2 separate regions of the Mus musculus genome follow, and region 2 is linked to region 1. A link is a loop called in an ENCODE intact Hi-C map of the cell type or tissue named here. Cell type or tissue: heart. All regions are shown on one strand. Links, peaks and the distances in the headings refer to the core of each region. The heading gives the core; the rest is flanking DNA.

Evidence for each region. A loop is a pair of places that touch in the nucleus more often than their neighbours do. Peaks named below come from ENCODE experiments on the same cell type or tissue, not always from the same donor. Only the 100,000 strongest peaks of a DNase experiment are listed, where the experiment ranks them.
Region 2: it touches region 1 in a loop (2.0-fold over the local background); 2 of 42 quality-filtered maps call a loop at or near these places.

Annotation. Positions count from the first base shown.
Region 1 is chr10:96,125,538-96,136,649 of GRCm38, reverse strand. It overlaps the pseudogene Gm48425 and the pseudogene Gm5426. Among named protein-coding and RNA genes, the nearest start is that of Gm40746, 50 kb to the left of the region's middle. In heart, for the core only: a CTCF peak has its summit at 4,346 (motif pointing left); no DNase peak of the experiment used is centred there.
Region 2 is chr10:96,177,423-96,188,534 of GRCm38, reverse strand. It overlaps Gm40746 (a long non-coding RNA gene), which reads right to left and starts at 7,613. Exons shown (of 3, transcript XR_871973.2): 1 at 7,473-7,613; 2 at 7,004-7,070; 3 at 5,840-5,923. In heart, for the core only: a CTCF peak has its summit at 6,074 (motif pointing left); DNase peaks (open chromatin) are centred at 6,824, 6,944 and 7,334; H3K27ac peaks cover 209 bases.

The sequences.
Region 1 (11,112 bases), core at 2,150-7,149:
ACCATCGACAGTGCCTTCTCCGAGAAGTTATGGATGAACTTGGCCATGGTTTAAGGTGGAAGGTATGTCTCCTCAAACCACCAGCTGAATGTCACCCCCGCACTGGCCTCTTTCTTGATGCTATCTAGCCTGCTTCCAAACTATCTCAGGATGCAATGAACTAAGGAAATGTAGTGTTTCCATCTCAGGATATAAAGAGTTAACACCCAAATTAGAAAAGGAAGCCAGATAATGCAATAATAAGAGAAAGCAAGAATGTGATTTAAAATCGGAATTAAATAGACAATTCTCCAAAGTGGCCTTAGGAGGATGAACTGTCCTGGGTACCAGCAATCAATGGCAGTGCCTGCGCTTGTTAGAAGGCTATTACTGAAATGACAGAAGGTAGCGTTGTTAGGGATGAAAAGAAAAGAGAGCCCTGTAGGCTGTAAGTGAGGGTGTAAATTACTATAGACATTCCAGATAACAATAAGAAGGGTCCTTAAGAAATTATATATAGAGCTACCAGATGACCCAGTCATTCCTCGACAGGCTGCAAATGCAAAGGAAATGAGGCCAGCATGTTAAAGTTTGTCCACATTTCCATTTCATCGTAGTATCATTCATGATGGCCAAGAGATGAAACTAATCTGAGTATCCATGAACTAATGAATAGACAAAGAAATCAATATAGGAATGTACACAATGGAATCATATTCAACCTTAACAACAAATGGAACCTGTCATTGAAAATGAACTGGAGGACCTGGAGGATGTCATGTTAAATGAAACAAGCCAGGACCAAAGACAAAGTACATACGTGAGGGTAAAAATGTAACACTCACCGAATCTGACAGAGAGTGGTATTTTCCAGGGGACAGGGTGGTAGGATCGGGGAGATGGTGATCAGAAGACCCAGTCTACTTTGACAAGAAGAGTCATTTGACAAGAGCTATTGATCATCATGGTGGTTACAGTTAACAACAAAATATTATAAGCTTGAAAACTGTCAAGAATGTACTTTTAAGTGTTTACATCACACAAAAATATAAATATGTGATACAACATGTATGTTAAGTGCTGATTCAGGCATCCCACGGTATATATGTGCACGCACCAAAACATCCTTCTATGTACCATAACATCAATCAATTCAAATTCCCATCTTTTAGAGTTATTTGGTGGATTGAATGAGTCACAGAACACACCTGGTGTAGTGCCTGCCAGACAGAAGCCAGCCACTTGCACCAAACCTATTGTAACTCAAGAGAAAGAGTTGTTTGAGTTCTAGGATGCTTTCCCAAATTCACGTGGCCAACGATGAAGGTGTAAACTTTTAAACCTCAGTTTCCCTATTTAAAAGAAAGAACACAGCAAAAGAAAGAATGAAGAAAATATATGTGGCAGTATGTAAATTACTTGCGGTGTTTTATTTAGGGATGCTGGCCATGTAACTAATGTTATTATGGCTACACTGTTCCAAACATCACTGACTATTGTCACATCCTCATGAAGACAGACCCCATTTTTTCCATATGTGCTCCTGTACACACACACACACCCCAAAAGGTGATAATCATTAGGAAATGAAATGCTATGTGTTATTTGGGGGTTTTTGTTGTTGTTGTTGATTTGTTGTTGTTTGTTTGTTTGTTGTTTTGGTGGTGGTGGTGGTTTTTGAGGGGATCTCAGTTAATGCTTCTCCCTGTAATTTGCATCGACAAGAAACAGCCACAGTCAAATATTTGCACAGTCAGAGGCAAATACTTGAAGGACTCCAACATTGGCTTCTCTACAGACAAAATAGGAGATAACATTAAAAATACAGATAAGACCATAAAATAAAAATAAAAAACAGAAAAGCATCCGGATCAGCCTGGTTGGGTTCCTGGAAGCATGCTCAGAGTTTTCCCATGGTCCCATGAGGCTCTGTTTTGGGGTTAGCGGAAGAAGTGTCAGGTTTAAGAATCATCATCCCAAGCTGTGTTGAGCACAAACCACTAGCAGCTACTTCCTCAGCATCCCAGACTCAGCAGGTGGCAGGGGTGGGGAACTGAGAGCTGCCTTTCAAAAAGGTCCCGATGTGACCCAGTCTGCTGTCTAGACAGCACAGGGATTTCCGTAACCATTCTCAGCTCTGTGAGAGAAGGCTGGGAAGACAGCAATAGGTTACTTCATTTTAAACCTGAGTATTACTCCAAACAGGAAGAAACAGGAAACCAAGGGGTCAAAATTGTTGTCAAGAAATGCCACCATTTGATGAAACATCTTTTCAGGAGCCCATCAAGACTAGAGAGTCTGTGACCTCAGTGTCCTACTAATGCCTCATTCATACTGTCTATAGATGGCCTGTTGGCCACCAAGTATGCTATATAAATATAAAGGAAGTCACCTTCATCTCTAAGGGGGTCCAAGCATAGAGCTAGAGCCCTGAAAAGACCTGAGCCTTATTTTGGGGAAGCTCCAAGCCAGATCAGCTCTCTCTTCTGTCTCTTCATTGTTCTTTGAGCAGTATCGAACATGATCAGGACTCTTATTATTATAACGGGGCACATTTATTAAGTGTTTATTAAGGGCCTGCCATATGCTAGATTTCTACACAATCTTCCAACAACCTGTAAAACAGGAGCTACTGTATTCATGCCCATTTTTCAGATGAAAGAACTTGGGTTGAGGAACAGGCTTTGTGAGATGGGTCCAAACTCTTGACATTGCAACATGACTTTCTCATCTAGAAAGTTCATCCTTGAGAACTACATAACTATGTTATTTTTGAGAAAATTCTCATGTTTTAAGTAAATGCATAATTTTGTGCTGGGCCACATTAAGTTATCCTGGGATGCATGTGGCACATGGGTGAGTTAGAGATAGCTGCAGGGCCGAAGTCATAAAGCCAGAAACTAGCTGACTGGATTTCAAACAAAAGCATGAAGGCTCCTCATGCCAGCCTATGTGCAGACAACTCAGGCATCTGGGTAGAGTGATTCCCCAAATCTTTAAAATGAAACTGGCCCTGAAGACTCTTCCTAAGACAAGCAGTCATGAGTGTGAATCTTGCCACTTATCTTGAAAAGCATGATTCTCTCTGGTTGCTATCTACTTCAAAAAGACTTAAAAATATACAAATAAAAATATTTTTATTTATTAATTTGTTTATTTATTTATTTATTTATTTTTCCCATTTTTTATTAGGTATTTAGCTCATTTACATTTCCAATGCTATACCAAAAGTCCCCCATACCCACCCACCCCCTACCCACCCACTCCCCCTTTTTGGCCCTGGCGTTCCCCTGTACTGGGGCATATAAAGTTTGCCTGTCCAATGGGCCTCTCTTTCCAGTGATGGCCGACTAGGCCATCTTTTGATACATATGCAGCTAGAGTCAAGAGCTCCGGGGTACTGGTTAGTTGATAATGTTGTTCCTCCTATAGGGTTGCAGACCCCTTTAGCTCCTTGGCTACTTTCTCTAGCTCCTCCATTGGGAGCCCTGTGATCCATCCATTAGCTGACTGTGAGCATCCACTTCTGTGTTTGCTAGGCCCCGGCATAGTCTCACAAGAGACAGCTACATCTGGGTAAAAATATTTTTGTTCCATCAACCTTATGCATATTTTTTTTACATTCCTAGACTGGCAAGATTTCTCTTTGTCTATAGATCTGCCCTCTTGGAAAGTCTTCCTCCCTCCTGTGACATGGAAGGATCTTGGTCTTTTTTTTTTTCTTAGTTGGAAGCAAAGAAAGCAAAGTACTGAAGAAACAGCTTGCATCACCAAACACCTAAAGATACATCATGAATTTATACCTTTAATATATCTTACAGCCTGCAAGACAGAAACTGGGTAAGCCTTCCCATGCATAAGGAAGTGTGTCTGGGGATATTGGGTACTGCACTTAATGTCATGTATGCAGAGAGTTGATCCTTTTCCTTTCTCCCTAATTTGTCTGTCTTTCCCTCCTTTTGTTCTCTCAGAAAGCCCACCACTTCAGAAAGTCTAAAGAGATAGGGGCTTATGAGAGTCAGATAAAAAATATTTTGAAAGGGATAGTCATGCATTTCCTGGCTTTGGAGAGGTCTTGGTGGTGTGCTCTTAGATGTTGTGATATTAGTTAGGATCAACACCCTGCCATTGGGCATGGGGTCTCTGGAATCTTCACTCCTGGGTGTAGCTGGAGGAGAATGCGTTCTGTGTGTCTGTAACCAGAAAGGGTAGAATGCTAAAGCCGGTCTAATTAAGGCCAGTCTGCCTGTCCATGACTGTCTGTCAGACTTGAGTCTGGCCTGCCTAGTGCAGTGGAAACAAGTGGGTTTTTTTTTTTTTCCTCCTTTTTCCTCATGTTTTAACTGTGTGAGGTTACAGTGCCACCATGTGGATCCTCCGGTGTGAACCTGGATAATGAAGCTGGGGCTACAAAAGTGGTCACAGGCAACCTAAAAGACTTGGGAACAGGGACAGAAAGAGAAACCCGGTTTTTGAAAAGACACCGTGGTTCGTCAGGAAAAACAGAAGTCACGTCGGTCGGTCAAAAGATAATTTACATTCGTGAGCACCGCTTGGAGCCAAACAGACGCTAGTTGAAACTTACCAAACTGTCTTTACAGCCTCAGTTGCCTTGTCTGTGTAACGGGCACTGTAGTAGCTCCTCTAGGCTGCCGTTAGAATCAAAAGGCAGTGCACACAAAGTGCTCTCTGCCTGCCATGTCTGGTTGTTATGACTGAGCTAAGAAAGGAACTTCACAGCCTTATGCTGAACCGCAGTCCCGTGCTAGGACTCTCGACATTTTGCCCATGGTTTTACCTTGATTTAAGCCTTAACCATTTCACCTTCCCCTGCCTTTGACATGTGAGCTTTGCAGCAGTCAAATTTCAAATCATGTATTTCAAATCATGTTTCCATCATCTTGTAGCTTTGTAGCCTTGGGATATTTAAACCTTCTGAGCTGGGAAGCTGTGTGGTGATGCTGGCCCTTTGTTCCAGCATCCAGGGTATGGAAGCAAGAGGCTACCCTCTTGTTCAAGGATATTCTCTGCTAGATAGTTAGTTAGACTCCAGTATGGACTCACAAGACCCTGCCTGGGGAAAATAAAAATAGGGAACAACAAAATCCTGAGTCCTGGTTTCCTTGTCTGTAAAATGGGGTTAAGAACCTGTTACAGAGGGAACTAGAGCTCGGGCACTCGAAGCTTCGGATGCAGTAACTTCAATGGTCATCAGTCTGCGCCCATCACTGTTACGGTCATGACTACACTACAGGACAGCACAGCCTCACCTTGACCTCCAAGTAACAAAACCTTTAAGTTCACCTTAACATCAAAGAGCGATTGAGGAACTAGACAGGAAGCAACTTCTGTGGTCTATTTACCTACACACCTCAATGTTGAGGTTCTGTGGTTTTTATAAGGTTATCTTCTCAAGGCTAAAAGTGCAGCTATGAACAGTTTACACCTCAGTGTTTTCAGTATTAAAGTGTATTTCATAGTCAAGGTTAATAGTGCCATGTGTTAGTAGCACACACCTTTAATCCCAGTACTCAGGAGGCAGAGGCAGATGGATCTCTGAGTTTGAGACCAGCCTGGTCTACATATAGAGTTCCAGGACAGCCAGGGCTACCTAGACAAACCCTGTCTTGAAAAGCAAACAAACAGAAAACAGAACAAAACAGTTACTACTCTGATGTCTTTAATTTATTTTACATGTCTTCATCTTCTGAGGCCCCAAATCCAGTCCTTTCAAATCAAGCAAAATCTTAGAACTAATGAACAGATTTAGACTTGATGAAGACAAAAACTCAATCGTATCCATCACCGCAAACTCTGAAAGTCTAGATTTGCCGTGACACCTGAGTGGTCCTAGCCAGGATAACACAAACGCAAAACCACGGTGATCTTAGCTCTAAGCTTTAACACCTCCAGCTATTCGGGGGGGGGGGGTCCCCAAAATGTTTCATAAGCCTCCTCCACTTCTGATCCCCACCACTATGCTTAAGCCACAGTCTCATAACTACCTCCTTGGACTGACAGCAACCTGCTGCACTTTCCCCACCAGGCTATAGGCAGCCCTGCAACCAGAGGGGCCCCAGGCATCTCCCACACCTGCCCCCTTCCCTGCCTCACTCCTTAAATATCCCCAACCTCAGTAAATATCCTCATTGCTGCTTCCATTAAAATATAAAAAGCACAGATCTCCTGAGAGCATTTAGAGCACTGGAGTCCTGGCTAGGTCTAGAAACTATAATCTATAATAATAAATATGCATATATATGTATAATATAGATATTTATTATATACGATATGTTTTTTTAAGTTTTATTTATTTTTTGTATGTGAGTGCATTGTATCTGTCTTCAGACACACCAGAAGAGGGCATCAGATCCCACTACAGATGGTTGTGAGCCACCATGTGATGCTGGGAATTGAACTCAGGACCTCTGGAAGAGTAGTCAGTGCTCTTAACCACTGAGCCATCTCTCCAGCCCCTTATTTTTTATTTTATATGTCTTTATATGTAATATATATCTTTATTATACATGTATAAGATTTATATCTTTATATATAATATATTTATATGTGTTTAAAGATAATCTTATACATGTATCTTAAAGAAACGTAAATACACTGTATTCTTTATATATCTTTATATTATCCATTGTAATGTATAGTTATAATATCTATAATTACATAATATATAATTATACATAATATATTACATACATAAATATAAACAATATAACTATATAATAATATATAGTATATAATACATTATACAACTATATTATTTATGTTTTTATATGTTCATAAGGTATATAAATATATATTCTTTATTTTAACTTTATACAATATATATTAAAGAAAAATCATCTCTTTATTCTAAAAATATATTTCTTAGGATTTCCTTAAGTAGCTGATTTTTAATACGCTTAGGAGAGAAATGGAGTCCACAGGTTACAGTATCTACAGCCAACCTGTCACCCAGTATGGCTATAATACTAAAAGCACTCATCCAATCCAACCCATGTCATCCAGACAGATGGGCAAAAATATATGGAACCTATGGACAAGCTACTGATGTCAGCTGTACTCAGGGTCAGACCACTGTCACCTATGTGCAGACTATGGACAGCCCCCCACAGCTGATACTGTTCAACAGAACACAGGCATACAGCCAGCCTGCCCAAGTTTGATACTGGTGTTTATGACACCACAGCTGTTCCAGTCACCACAACCCAGGCTTCTAGGCAGCTGTGTTTCGTACACCACCCAGCCTGCATACCTAGCCTATGGACAGCAGACAACAGCCACTATACATGCAAGACCACAGGATGATAACAAGGCCACTGAGACTAGTCAACTCCAACTTTGCACTGAGAGAGATATGCACGGGGAGAGCTAGCACAGCACAGCCTGAGATATGAGCAGAGTGACTACAGTTATCCCCAGGTACCTGAGAGCTACCCCATGCAGCCACTCACACACAGCGCCTCCATCCTATCCTCCTGCCATCTACTTCTCTTCACAGCCGATGGCAGCCGGCAAATTATGATCAGAGCAGATACTCTCAGCAGAACACCCACGAGCAACCCAGGAGCTGTGGATTGTAGAGTAGCAGCCTCTCACTAATTCACCCTCCTCAGATTGGACCATAAGGCCTGGCTTCAAGTCAATACGGTGAACAGAACAGCGGCTGAACACAGCAGACAAGACAAGACAACCCCAGCAGCATGGGTCTTTATGGGCAGGAGTCTGGAGGATTTTTCCAGATTGAGAAAGAATTTGGAGCACGAGTAGTGCTGATAACTAGGGCAGGGAAGGAGAGAGATTGTGTCATGGAAGCATCACTACCGTTGGCCAGGAGGAGAACACAGTGGAATGAGCGCTAGAAATCTAAAGTGGCTTCAATAGGACTGTTGGGTGAAGGACCAGATCATATTCTAGGTGTTCTTGTAGATGTATCCAAATGAAGACTCTGACAACCGTCAAACATGTGTGCAAGGATTAAATGACAATGCTACTGGATGATAGGGCAGACTGTGCGGTTGTCAAGATGAACAGAAGAACTTGGCAACCCATGTTTCATAACCACCTGGATAAGGAGACAAGAAAGCCTCCACCATGTCCTGGGAAGATCCACCAACTGCCAAGCCTGCCTGGCACTGAGTGCCTTGATGGGAAAGATGTTTCAAGGAAGCAAACGTAAAGTTTCTTTTGCTCTTCCCCTCCCAAGGCCTCCAATGAGTAGCAGCAAAGAGATGCCACCACCACTCTGTGCAGGTCCTGGTTGGAGACCAGCAATATCCCAATCCAGGCTATAGAAACCAAAACTTCACCTGGAGCACAGAATGCAACCAGTGTTTGCCCCTGAGCTCAAGAGCTTCTTCCTACCGCCTGTCCCACCTCCAGGTAGTGAGAGTGGCCAAAGCATCCCTGGGAGCTGTCAGGGAGAAAGAGATGGACTTATGGACCAAAGTAGTCCTGGAAAGATGTTCAGAGGTGGCTAAAGTGGAGGCAGAGGTGGCTTCAAAGTGCCCATTGTATGAACCAAGGTAGCTCTGGCGAAGGAAGATGAGGTGCTCTTTGAGCCCCTCTTGGACCTTTGATAAGACAGAAGCAGGGAGGAGGCAGATGTAGAGGACCTGGGAAAATGAGTAGAGTCAACCACTATCAGGAAAACAGGCCAGCCCTATACTAGGTAGACCTGCAGAGCTGCATTGGCAAGCAAGTTTATTTTTAATCAGAAAATGATTTAAATGTATAATTTCATATTAATAATGATGGTCACGTTATGGATATTTCTTGTCTGTGCTTCAGCATTTTCACCACTTAGATAGAAACATTAAAACAAATGAAATGGTGACATGCTGATGGGTGTGGAGAACCAAGAGGGCCTCTAAATGGAACAAGGTTCATGGTTGTAATTTCGTAAATAAAATTCCAGATGTTTATGAAAAATATCATTTAATAAAAGACCCACAATCATTTCAAACTCATTTATGTATGTGTATAATATATATGCAATTTAGTTTTACTTTATATTATGGAATATAGCTTTCCATTGAATGCATTAAATATAATGAAATTATATTCCATAAATAAATTTATGTGCTATAGTCCTTAATGCATTTAACTATTACAATGAAGCTCTGAAGGAAATCCTCATTTTACTTTCTTTTGCAGGCAAGAAAATTCAGGCACTGTATGGTAGACAGTTGACAAAACTTATGGAGCAGAGCACTGTTGCTCGCTGGCTCTGGCTTGACTCTGCGTGGTATCCTGTGGGTTCTTTTATGCCTTTGTCATCTGGGCCAAAGTGCACCTCAGAGGATCTATGAACATGAATGTGCTTTGACTGATAGTGCCACTGTGTCACAGCCTCCTCACAACCACCACACTCCATCATACCGTCCTCATTGAACCTCATCACACTGTCCCCACTGCACTCATCACATTGTCCCCACTGTACCCATCACACTGTCCCCACTGCACCCATCACAATGTCCCCACTGCACCCATCACACTGTCCCCACTGCACCCATCACACTGTCCCCACTGCACCCATCACACTGTCCCCACTGCACCCATCACATTGTCCACACTGCACCCATCACACTGTCCCCACTGCACCCATCACACTGTCCCCACTGCACCCATCACACTGTCCCCACTGCACCCATCACATTGTCCCCCCACTGCACCCATCACACTGTCCCCACTGCACCCATCACACTGTCCCCCACTGCACCCATCACACTTTCCCCACTGCACCCATAATATTGTCCCCATTATACCATATCACTCCTCACAACACACAAACACAATTACACAAGCAACAATCATGTCCAATTTCAAAGCAGGAGTCAATTTTCCTTTTGAGCCAAGCATGGTGTTATCTATAATTCCAGTCCTTGAGGAGTCAAGACAGGAGGATCAGAAGTTCAAGGCCTACTTAGGGTCCATAATGACACCTTCTCTTACAAAAGCAAAAGTAATAACAAGCGTAAGTAAATAAGTAAATAATTAAAAATAATAAATTAACTTTTGCTTTTGAGAAAAAAATTTCAAAAATCAAAACTTCCCTTCTTTATTTTCAAGGTTTATCACCGCCAGAGGAGTGCAGTGGATGGGCTGCTGTTTGTTTCAGTGAAGAAGTGGCCTTTGGAGCAACTCCCAAGAGGAGAGGTAATGTTGGGTCATCCAACAGTTATAAGATAATTCCTTTCCCTTGTGACACGAGATAAAGCTGAAACTCTTTTGTCTATAGTTACTCCATATCCCTGAAACAGATGACAAGCCCTGAGCCTCATACACTCAAGAGAGGTAGACTCAGCATGCACAAACATCAAAGCACTGCTGGGGCACCTGAATCGGCAACACCACAGCTGACTGCTGAAATTGCTCGACCTTGGACCAAATAAGGAGCTGCACTTTCAAAGTCCCCGAGCTGGGACCCTGCTCTGGTCGCTAATGAATGGGGACTTGTTGTATAATCGCAAACAAGCTCATTCATTATTGTCAGAAAAAAAAAAAAAAAGAAGAAAGAAAGAACGTAAGTCCTTATGCCAACTTAAAAAAAAATCCTTCTGGCCAATTTGTCTACATAAAAACCAGCCAGTCATCACCAGCCACTCCACCTCTTGCCAGCACCTTCTTGGGTCCACCCCTTGGCACCACACACAACGTGATCCTTGTATTTGCCATTACGAAAGGTAACTTCAGTGCAGAGGAATAACTCATAAAGGTGAAGAAATGACTAACCATTCCACTCCACCCTAGCAGGCTGTTTCCCCACAGAGCACAGCTGACAGGTCAGCCAACAAACACCTTTTTCCAACTCTACCAGAGAAAAACAAAGTGAACTTGGGCCACAGAAGGCCTTTGAGAATGCCCTAGCAGCCAAACTGAGCTGCAGCCTCTGCCATAGCTCCATGAGCTGATGGCTTGTTCTCTGGTCTCCCCTCCCTGTGCCCCACTCCTGAGGTGCATTTCAGTGATAATTGCCCAAACACCTGGGAGCAGGCAAAGCTTAAGGCCCAGATGGAGGCTATCAGATTGTCATTAGTTGTCCTTCCCCAAACTAAGTAGGGTCTGACACCAACCCATGGAACTTGCAGACAAGCCATTCAAAGACCATTTACCAGG
Region 2 (11,112 bases), core at 3,848-8,847, 50 kb before region 1:
TCTATTGCAGCTTTGACTTATCTGTCATAATTCTCCACTTTGGGCTTAAAGACAATTGATTTTTTTTTTCCCTGTGTGGGCCCTTCCAGGATTTTGACTCCAATTGCTGGCAAAAGTGAGCTTTAGCTTCTCCAAAGTAAACATCTCTCTGTCCTCCAGCCGCCGTCCGTATGTGATGTTGAAAGAATGGCAGGAAATCAATGAGTCATGGTGGGGACTGGACAGGGATAGGACGTGCACTCCAAACAAAACTAACAGTAAAGGGGGCTGGACACTTTGAGATGGTGTTCTGAGAAACAAAGCCAAGATTTCAAGAAAAAGCAAGTACTTTACACAGGAAGGGAACTGAGCATCGTCTACACAGAGGGAAGAGTCTCATTGGGGATGGAGAAGAAGAAGACAGGATTGGATGCAGTACCCAGGCAGAGAGCAGCTAAGCCAAACAGAAGGGTGACAAAGTAGAGAAGTTGGGGGCGAGGGGAATAGAAAACTCAATTACAGCAGTCTTTCCCAGATGAACTGATTACCTATTGTGGTGAAGGGAGTTAGGAAACATGTTGTACCTTGTATTGCTGAGTTGGGAAGGAGCATTAAAAATACCAGTGGGGCTGGCAAGGTGGATCAATGGGTAAGGCACTCAAATCCAAACCCTTAGAATGCAGGTAAATCTGACCACCACGGTCTATAATCCCAATATCCCCACAGCAAGATGAGAGTCAGAGCAAGGAAAATCCTGCCCTCCCAAAAGCTTGCATACCAGATACCCTAGCAACATATATTGGCAGACAGAGACCCAACCTCCAGCTGTGAAAAACGAAGATGGACCCCTTACACATGCTCTGGTGCCTACACAAGAAAACACACACACACACACACACACACACACACACACACACACACACACCCCTTATCAAAATGGCCACAAAGGAAACGGAAGAGAGAGGCAGTGGGAGCTAAGTCCAGGCTTTTGTGGTAGCTGAATGTAGAAGAACGGTGCGGGCCTCCTGACAACACTGAGCATCTCAGTGTTTGCTTCACACGTTTTTCCTTTACCCTGCCACCTGATATATGGCCAGAGCAATTACAGGATTGCTTGTTGTTGACTGACCTATAAGGCCTATTTGCAGAGCACAGTAGTGGCTCTTTGTCCCCATTTCCAAGGGTATGTGCACCTTGGTGTGTACAGATCTACAAGGCCCTGGCCCGGTAGAGACCTCCACTCTGGGCATTTATTAAAGAGTCACAATACCTTCCCAGATTGCCTGAGTTATTACAAAAACCCAGCACCCCATGGTGTGAACTGTCTGACCTGTTCAGTCAGTCCCAACAGAAAATACATTCAAAGTGTTACATTTTCTTGTTTTAAAATTTTCCTATTTCCCATGACATTTTTTGTGAGCTCACTGTAAACATAGCTCTGTGTGTTTTCCCTTCCACCCTCTGAAAATGTGTGTTGTGTGAAATATTAAAAAAGCAATCCACGCTATGCTGGCAGGGCACTAGTGGGAAGACTGGCCTGTTCTCATCTCAGCAGACTCTCTAATCTGAAGCTCTGAAATCTCTCCACCTGGCTTACTAAATTCCCATGGTGGGTCATTGCCACGCCAGCCCATGATTCCAAATTCCCACGGCTTTTTGGGGTGCACTTCTTGCAAACCCATGCTTTGCCATGGTACCTTTCTCTCTGGAACCTTGCTGAGTCGCTGCATAAAGGAAAACACCAAACAATCTTGGTTTAGAATTACCGGGTAACTCAATCGCTGGAGTAACAACTAGCATCCTAATTTGTAAGCCATTCTATGTTAAATCCTCTGGCAAAGGATCCCAATGTATCCGCCACCTAAACCGTGTCCTCCTTCACCTACTTTTTTGCCCCATGAGCCAACCCACCAGCCAGGCTTCGGCTTTCCAACTCAGAAGTCCCGCCTACTCCTCGCCCAGTGATTGGTCCCCTGAAATCTTTATTCATTAGGGGAAGATTCTTCTGAAGTCACCTGCTTAGTGATTCCCTCCTCCTCCCAGGTAGTAACTCTTGGGAAAGCGCAATTAGCATTAAAATACAAACAGCACTAGGGGTTGCCCATAACAACTGTGGGAGTTTTTTGTTGTTTTGGTTTTTAAATCAAAAGATGGAGAGGCAGGCAGCTTCTCCAACCCACCCGGGTTCTCTGGAGTCCACTCCCAACGTGAAGGATAGCTGGGTGTTTTGAAGAGCTTGGACACAGATGGCCAATAGAGTTCCACACAGAACTCAGCCATGTTCCTGTGACTTTCTAGATGACTCCTGGTTTATCCTCCAGCCCCTGTGTTCACTCTTCTAATACTGGTCCAAGCTCCTGCCTCTCTCTCCACCACATGTATTCTCTAGCCAATAGCTTTCAATCACCTGAGCCACAGTATCCTTCCTCTATCCCTAGGCTTTCCAGCAGGTTTGACCCTCTAGAGGATGGATCTCTGTCAAAGTACTGGTCAGAGCCAAGACACCCAGAGATACTATGGACACGATGTTACCTTGAGAATCTTGGGAATTATAATTAGCCTCTCTATACAAGCAGCAACATAGACATTCTCACCAAGATTCTTAAACTCAGGGTAACATGTTTTCCCATCTACTGCGGTCACAAGCTTCTCCTTTAAGTGTGTTTTGAGTCATCTCCTGTTATTTCCTTCCTAAAAATCTTACCAGTATTTGACATCAACCCCAGCATCTCGCAACTTGAGTCCCAAACCAACTAAGATGATACTGTGACAGTGACCTTGCTAAATGGTTCTGAAATGTATTTAAATCATGAATCCAAACACCCTGTTCCTTCCTACTCAGCTTAGAGTGTTTCCTAGAATTCTTAGTCCTTCGTGTGAGCTTAATAATTTGGCCAAATGTCAAGTCAACATGTGGTCATTATCATTTCTTTATGGAGGGTTTTTTTTTTTTTTTTTGGCCAGAGATATGAAAAAGAATAAGAAAAGTAGCATGCAAAGAAATTATGAAGATAATATGACTGTGAGTGGAAGCTGATATAACTCTCATAACTAAAAAGATTCCAGGGTTCTTACTACTCCTCTGTTGGTAAATTATGCCTACCATTACCATCTACATCAATAGTGTGTGCATTCCAATGTTACTATAGGGACAATAGAAAGCAACCAAACCTATGTAAGCATATACGTGTGTGTGTGTGTGTGTGTGTGTGTGTGTGAGAGAGAGAGAGAGAGAGAGAGAGAGAGAGAGAGAGAGAGAGAGAGAGAGAGAGAGAGCTGAAGCTTGTATAATACTTAGAGTGACTCATGCTCTTGGTCTACATGGCAGTGGTCAGCCCTAGCCTTCAGGGATCAAAGGAAAGACAGCAAAGCAAGCCGTGTGGATGTTCACCCCTGGCCCCTTGTAGAAGTCCTTTGTTAGAGTAAAATTTAAAAACTTTAAAAATTTATAAGAGAACCAGATCCAACAGGAGGTCATCCCACCTCTCTTCAAAAATAAGATTTGAAATATACATTCACATGTATGTTTCTTAACAGCAAATTTCGCCCTAAGTATGTACAGAAATATGAACTATCTGCTCTAGAAAGATTCATAAACACCAAAAAAATCTGAGTGCTAACATTTTTCAGTGGGAGAAAAGTTGAAAGTAAGCACATTTTAAACATAGCTTAACTCACCTTTATTTTGTCCTTTTAAGTATCCACTTTTAATTTTATACTATAAAAGGTTATTCATATAGACACATATGTAATCCACAGACAGACATAAGTCAGCACAACTTGCTCAAACATTGTGGGCTTCACATCAAAATGTGGGAGAACATGGGTCGTGGTGACCCCAGCTGTGTGCCTCCCTTTGGGGTTATGCTGAAGGTCTCAGTTGAGGCTACTGGTATGCAGTAGCACTAACTGGGTGATTTTTGACAGCAAACACAGACTCATCATGCTTTTGGCCAGTGAGCCATTGAAGATCAAGATGCTGAGAGATTCTGGTAAGGAGCTGCCTCCCAGTCCACAGACAACTGGGCTCTCACTGTAAGCTGACTAGCTTTTTGGGATGCTCTTTTATAAGGACACACATCCCATTCACAAGGGATCCAATTTTGTTCAATTTAGTCCTTCAATCAACATACAAATTATTGGGTTCTGTTGGGGCCTTTTCACACTTAGCTTATATTGGTTGGTTTCCCACTCTGATCTTCCTTGCATCTCCCTGTTCTCTCTTGAACCTCTCCACCTTCAGTAGCTTCTTATCTCTGGGTCACATGTATCCTCTTACCCCCTTGCCCTACCTGAACACCACTTTTCCCTTCTCTTGGTACCCTCTCCAGTTCTGTGACTGATTTTCCCACGTATATACTGTCTTAATTAGGGTTTCACTGCTGTGAACAGACACCACAACCAAGGCAACTCTTAAAAGAACAACATTTAATTGGGGCTGGCTTACAGGTTCAGAGATTCAGTCCAGTATCATCAAGGTATGATGATACTGCCTGCATGGCAGCAACAAGACAGGCATGGTACCGTAGGAGCTGAGAGTTCTACATCTTCATCTGAAGCTCCTAGCAGAACACTGGCTTTCGGGCAGCTAGGATGAGGGTCTTAAGCCCATACTCATGCTGACACACCTACTCCAACAGGGCCACACCTTCTAATAGTGCCAAGTATCACTGTGGTGGTCTATAAAGTTCTCTGGCTATTTCTGCCAAAGCTAAGTCATATGGTAGCTCTAATTTTAAATTTTTGAGAAAGCTATATGCTATATGCTAGCTTCCATAGTGGCTATATTAGCTTACATTCTTAGCAGTCATGGATAAGCAATCTACTGTACCCTTATCCATGCCAGCATTATTCTTTGTTTTCTTGATGACAGCTATTCTGACTGGGGTTAGGTGGAATCTCACAATGGTTTTAATTTGTAATTTTCTGATGGATAATGATGTTTGTGCTGGCTATTGTTTTGTTAACTTGGCCCAAGTTAGGGTCATCTGGGAAGAGGGAAGCTTAATTGAGAAAATACCACCTCAGGCAAGTCCGTAAGGCATATTTTTGATTGGTGATTGATGTGAGAGGGCCCTGCCCACTGTGGGCGGTAGCACCCCCTAGGCAAGGTGATATGGGAAAGCAAGTGGAACACAATCAGGAGGAGCAAGCCAATAAGCATCGTTCCTCCATGACCTCTGCTTCAGTTTCTGCCTCCAGGTTCCTACTTTGAGTTCCTGCCCCAACTTCCTTCAGAAATGGACTGTTACTCAAGAGTCAAAAGACCAAAAAAGCCATTTCTTCTACAAATTTCTTTCAGTCATAATGTTTTATTGAAGGAATAGAAATCCTACTAAGATCATGTTGAACACTTTTTAAAATATTTATTAGCCCTTTGTATTTCTTCTTTTGAGAAATAACTGTTCCTTTAATTAACACACTTATTAACTGACAGCTTTGCTCCTTTGTCATGACATCTTCGCAGCCATTTCTGTATTCTCCATAGGAAGTCCTTGTCTCTGACATACAGCAGGTGAAGGTTTTCTCACAACCTGCGACCCATCCATTCACTCTGCTGGCTGTTCCCTCAACTCTGCAGAAACCCTCTAATTTCCAATGTTCCCACTTGTCTACCCATGGGCTTGCCCCCTGAGGTGCAAGTTCTGCTGAGAAAGTTCATGCCTATTCCTACATCTTGACAAGTTTCACTTGGCTCCATTTTCATGACCTAAGAGGAACTTCCTAGAAACACTGGCTTAAGGCTTAACATATGAGCTTAGGACAAAGCAAACCTTCAGGCCACAGTGCCTACGTCAAAATCTGGCTTTAACACCTCTTCTTTGAATAATGAATACCATCCAGTCAGTCTAAGCTCTTGTACATGAAGAACTCTTGATAAACTGGTTGTGGCCCTCATTCTTCCATTTTTCTTGGGCCTGGCAGTTAATTGATTGGCATCAGGCTAAACAGACAAAGGCAGAGCACATAGTGAGCACATGGTATAGAAATATGAAAAGATAGAAAGAATATCAGACCTGCCCCCCTAAAGTGTTGAAAAGAAGGATTTCAGGGGAATGTATGGACCTAGTCTTGCAGAGACCTTCAAAGATGGATGCAGCCCTCTGGAGGCAACTACAGATAATGCACGCTTCTCTCTTGCCTGCTTCTATTGGCTAACTGCAACAAGATGGAAATATCGATACGATTCACATGGGTAAGCCTCCCGTGATGCAGAATTATATGGAGAAAGATGGGCACTGGTCCCGTGAAAAACAATGGAAGACATTAAAGCCAATTTCTTTTTAAACTTTGAATCTGCTCATTGATATAGTCACTTTTTATTCACTAGTTTCTATTCAGTGCAATGTCAGGAACTAATGTGATTACTAAGGATATAAAAGGAACAAGATGGTTTTTGATCATGTCTTAAATGAGCTGCCAGGGAGCCAGGCAGGCAGTAAACACAGGCACAGTTAAAATAGCCTGGAGGCATTTCTTGTGACATGTGCCACACTAGGTAGCAGCAGAGTAACTGCTTTAGGAGAAATGACTGTGCATGGCCTTGGTGAGAAGGAAAAACCTACAGAGAGAAAGGAAGAATTAAAAAGGGTTGAAGAATGTTCAAAATGTTCCAGAAATAAGCAGTAAGTACAACCGCTCCTTGGTCCAATCATGTCTGCCTGATCCAGAACAAAATGGAGCCAATACAGCTGGGCTGTGAGGCAAGAGCCACATTTGGAACAGTGGATGGGGCTGCTCCATGTTAAAAAAAAAAAAAAAAAGAGCTCTGCCAGTGGGGATAAGGGGTCTGCGCAACAATGTGTACACCTTCAGAGTAGTCCTGCTGCCAGACAGCGCTGGCTCTGTGTGCTGTGTGTCTCCAGACCTTTGTACATGCAGTGCCATTAGAAACCCAGCCCTTCTTCAACCTGATAAACAGTGACTCGCCCTTCTTGACCCAGTTTGTGTATCATTTCCTGTGTGAGGCTTTCTGACATCTCCACAAGTTGCCTTAGTCACTTCCTCTTCTGTGCGCACTTACCACTATGCATCTCTTGGTATGGCCCCATTGTTGACTGATCCTCTCTTTCAAGGGGGTGGGGCGGCTGCTGTGAAGGCAAGGAACACTTTCCAGTTCTTTGTATCCCAGCTCTAACACACCAGTCATCCCTAAGCCCTTTAAGAGTTGAGGGCATACTGTGTTCATTTTTGCATCTTCGCCCTACTTTCCCTCCATCCCCAATACACCCAGGACAGGATAGACCATGTTAGTAACACCCCAAAATGCAAACAGGAGACTTTCCACTAACCCCAACCTTTACTGAGAAGCAAAGCTGACCCAGCAGTGGTGTCAAAGTTTGGAAACGGTCTAGAGTTCCCTGGCACGGAAAGAAAGGCAGTTGCTGGGATCCGTTCATGTAGCTTGCTTGCTATCTGGTGTTTTGCTGGAGTTCAGAGGGCGTTTTCATCCATCTCAGGCTGATAGCAGCTGCTATTTAGTAAATACTTACTGTATACCAGGCTATTGCAGTGGCTGCACGTTAGCATCCATCTCATCTTCAGAAGAATTCGAAACTGCTTTCATATTTACCCACTAAGCAGATGAGGGATGGGGTTGTGTGAGCATTGGTAACTCAGTGTAGGTCACACAGCCCACAGGAAGCGGGGCTGGAAGTCACACTCAGGAAGCTCAGCGCCAGAGATTAGTCTCTTTACTTCTAACATACTGCCTTTGAAGATTAAAATGCGATAGTTCAGTGTTTAAGGACGAAACCAGTAACAGCAGAGGCTTATCTTCTTCCTCCTTTTCCCAAATAGTCCCAGCACCTGTCCAAGAGCGGTGGTTGTTTACTACTGAAGAGATCAGTGGTCATTCATCAGCAGTGAGTGACTTAGCTCAGAGCTCATCCAACCCTAGCCAGGACATTTTTGAGGTACTGAGCAATATTGGTTACTTCATGGTTATCACTAAATGCCAGGCACCAGCAACTTAAAGAAGATGGGATTCATGTGGGCTCAATGTGTGAGGATTCAGTTCACCACAGAGGGCATGGCAAAGGTCAGAGAAGCTTGACACTATAGCAGGAAGAATATGGATGCTTTTTCCTGTCTCTGTGGACCAGGGAATAGACCCAGGACCAGAAGCAAGATAGAGTTGTAATCTTTAGCCCTGCCTCCTAGAGGTCCACTTCTTCCAGATAGGCTCCTCTTCCTGAAGGCTTTACAAAGTCCTCCCCAAAAAAGGTCACCAGTTGGGAACCAAGTTCAGACACATGACCCTGAGGGTAGGAGAGGCCTATTTTATTTCCTAACCATAATATGAGCCAAGTTGTATCTTACCCCAAGGAAAAAGTAAATAATGGAGCCATTGATATGAGTATAGCTAACACCTCTGGTCATAATGGACTTCCATAACAAGTATAGTCACCTTTACTCTCTTAACCATAAAGCTGTCTCTCTGGTCCCTTCTTTCCTAGTCACAAAGAAAGACAATTAGGTCACAGTGTTCTATTGCAGCAATAGTAATTCTAATTAATGCAGCAGCTGACAAGGAAGCCTTCCTTTAAAATTTCAAATCTCCCCTGTAAACTGAGTGTATGGTGAAGCAGACCTGCAAGCCCAGCACTTGGAAGTTGGAGGCAGGAGGGTTAGGGATTCAATGGCATCCTTGGCTATCTAATAAGGTTGAAGCCTGTGTAAAAGTGACAAAGTCCGGCCTGCAAATGAGGTCAAGATCTCAACTCTAATGGAGCCTTTATGGTCCTCTATTATCTATTCTTCCACATTATTAGAAACTATGGCCTCTCTCTCTCTCTCTCTCTCTCTCTCTCTCTCTCTCTCTCTCTCTCTCTCTCTCCCTCTCTGTCATTGTCTCATATGTTTCTGTTTCTGTCTCTGTCTCTGTCTCTCTATCTCTCTGTCTCTGCCTCTCTCTCTCTAACTCTCTCTCTCCCTCTCTGTCATTGTCTCATCTGTTTCTGTTTCTGTCTCTGTCTCTCTATCTCTCTGTCTCTGTCTCTCTCTCTGTCTCTGTCTCTCTCTCTCTCTCTCTCTCTCTCTGACACACACACACCTGTCTCTCTCTCTCTCTCTCTCTCTCTCTCTCTGACACACACACACACACACACACACACACACACACACACACACACAAGGTGTTTTCTCTATAGGACACTCATATTCCTTTAAACCAATCAACCCCAAAGGGAATGGGAGGAGCAATGGACCTTGAGTAAGAATACGGAGCTCACTCCTCAAAGAGTCTATTCACTGTAGACCCAGCCCATTACTACCCTGGACATCAGCTTCCTCATCTATAAGAAAAATAAATAGGTAAGAAATTCTCTAAAACTCTGTGCAGCTCATTTATATACAACTAGCCCTTCTTCAACTCAGGTGATATATGTCCTTGTGCATTATGAGTATCTACTTAGCCACATGAGCTCTAAAATATCACAAAATGGGGTGAGAGGATTCATCATTTATCAAAGGCTGAGTATGATCCTGTTCTAAGAAAGAGAAGCAGAGTTCAAAATAACTAGAGGCCTGTCAAGCAGGTGGCATGGCTCTCTCCTGTCCCATGGCCAGGGAAGACAATAAAAGATGATAAGACAGATTTTCCACATATTGATGGTGGCCAAGAGCCCTTGTTCATGGAGTACATTGTGAGTAGCAACCACTGTGGGCCTGGCAAAGAAGATTCAGACGATGTTTGCTCTGTGCTGTCCTTGGTATGTGAGGTCAGATGTGGTATCTTTAAACTGCTACAGAGAATTGCAATGGTGTGGTAGTCTACTAACTGGAGAACTGATAGTGTGGGAGGTGGGAATGATAAGAGGCCAGAAAGCCAAGAGGCAGGACAGGCATTCCTTTGCCAGGGTTAGATTAGAGGAAAAGTCACAATACAATAAGCTGGGCCTGTAAACCCAGCCCCAAGAGGCTGTAGCCTCAGCTGCATAATAAGGTCGAGGCTAGCTTGAGCTGCATAGCAAGATCGTGTCCCCCAAACCTAAAACAAATCAATCAATCAATCAATCAATCAGGAAAGGGTAGATATGATCAGTAGTTATCAAATTGAGTTTTCAAACACAGGTGTCTTATGAAAAACAGAATTAGAAGGTAAAAAGCAACAGCCATCTCTGTTTTAAAATAGCTTATATTAGAATTTAACAACACACCTATCTCAAAGGAGGTATGCTAGTCTAAAGAATAAGGAATGGGAAAAATAGTTTAGATGACTTCAAATATCTCCTATCTGATATTGGGGAAATATCTCAGGGAAAAGGATTTTTCCAAACAAGTCTGAGTTCAAATCCTCAGAGTGCACATAGAGCTGGGTGCAATGGCACACATCTATGATGCGAGTGCTCCTGTGGCGTGATGGGCGGTAGAGACAAGAAGATTGCTAGAAATTGCCTGACTGGCCAGCCTGGTGCACCCAGCAGCCAAGAACAAGGAGGGCTTGTCTCAGGCATGGAAGGTGAGGACTGACACATAAGTTTTGTCTTCTGTTCCCATACATGTCCCACCCACATGCACCCACATGGATGCATTCTCTTGTCTGTCTGCCTGCCTGTCTGTCTGTGTGTCTCTCTCTGTCTCTGTCTATTTTTCTCTCTCTCTCACACACACACACTCCTCCTAGTTCTGAATGCACAAAAATATTAACAAATAAGCAGGCATAAACATTTTGCTTTCTCAAGTTATTATGCAAACAGCCAGAAAATGTTGTAGAGCAAATTCAAAATAACTCACCACTACTTGACCCATTTTTCCTCTGATCCAGCAGTACATGTTGAAGCTCTTGAGCAAAATTATCTAAATTATAAGAAATCAGCAGTGGTCTCTCTGTGCTAGGAAATAAGGGTGACTTTCAGCAGAAAATCGACATGACTTCTTACACCCATTTCCTCCCATCATCGACCCCTCTGCTTCACCATGATAGTAATTGCCCTTGTCAGTCCTCATAGGCCTTGACATAGTCTGTGGTTCATCACTAATATTAGACAGAAACCTTCTCATCTTACCATCTGTATTCGGCTTGGTGGCAGCCCTACCCTCCATGCTCAGCAAAAGTGCTGCCACTCTCCAGAAAATCCAGCCTTGTTTGTGACTTTTGTTCTTAGTTACCCAAATCTTCTGAAGCAAAAG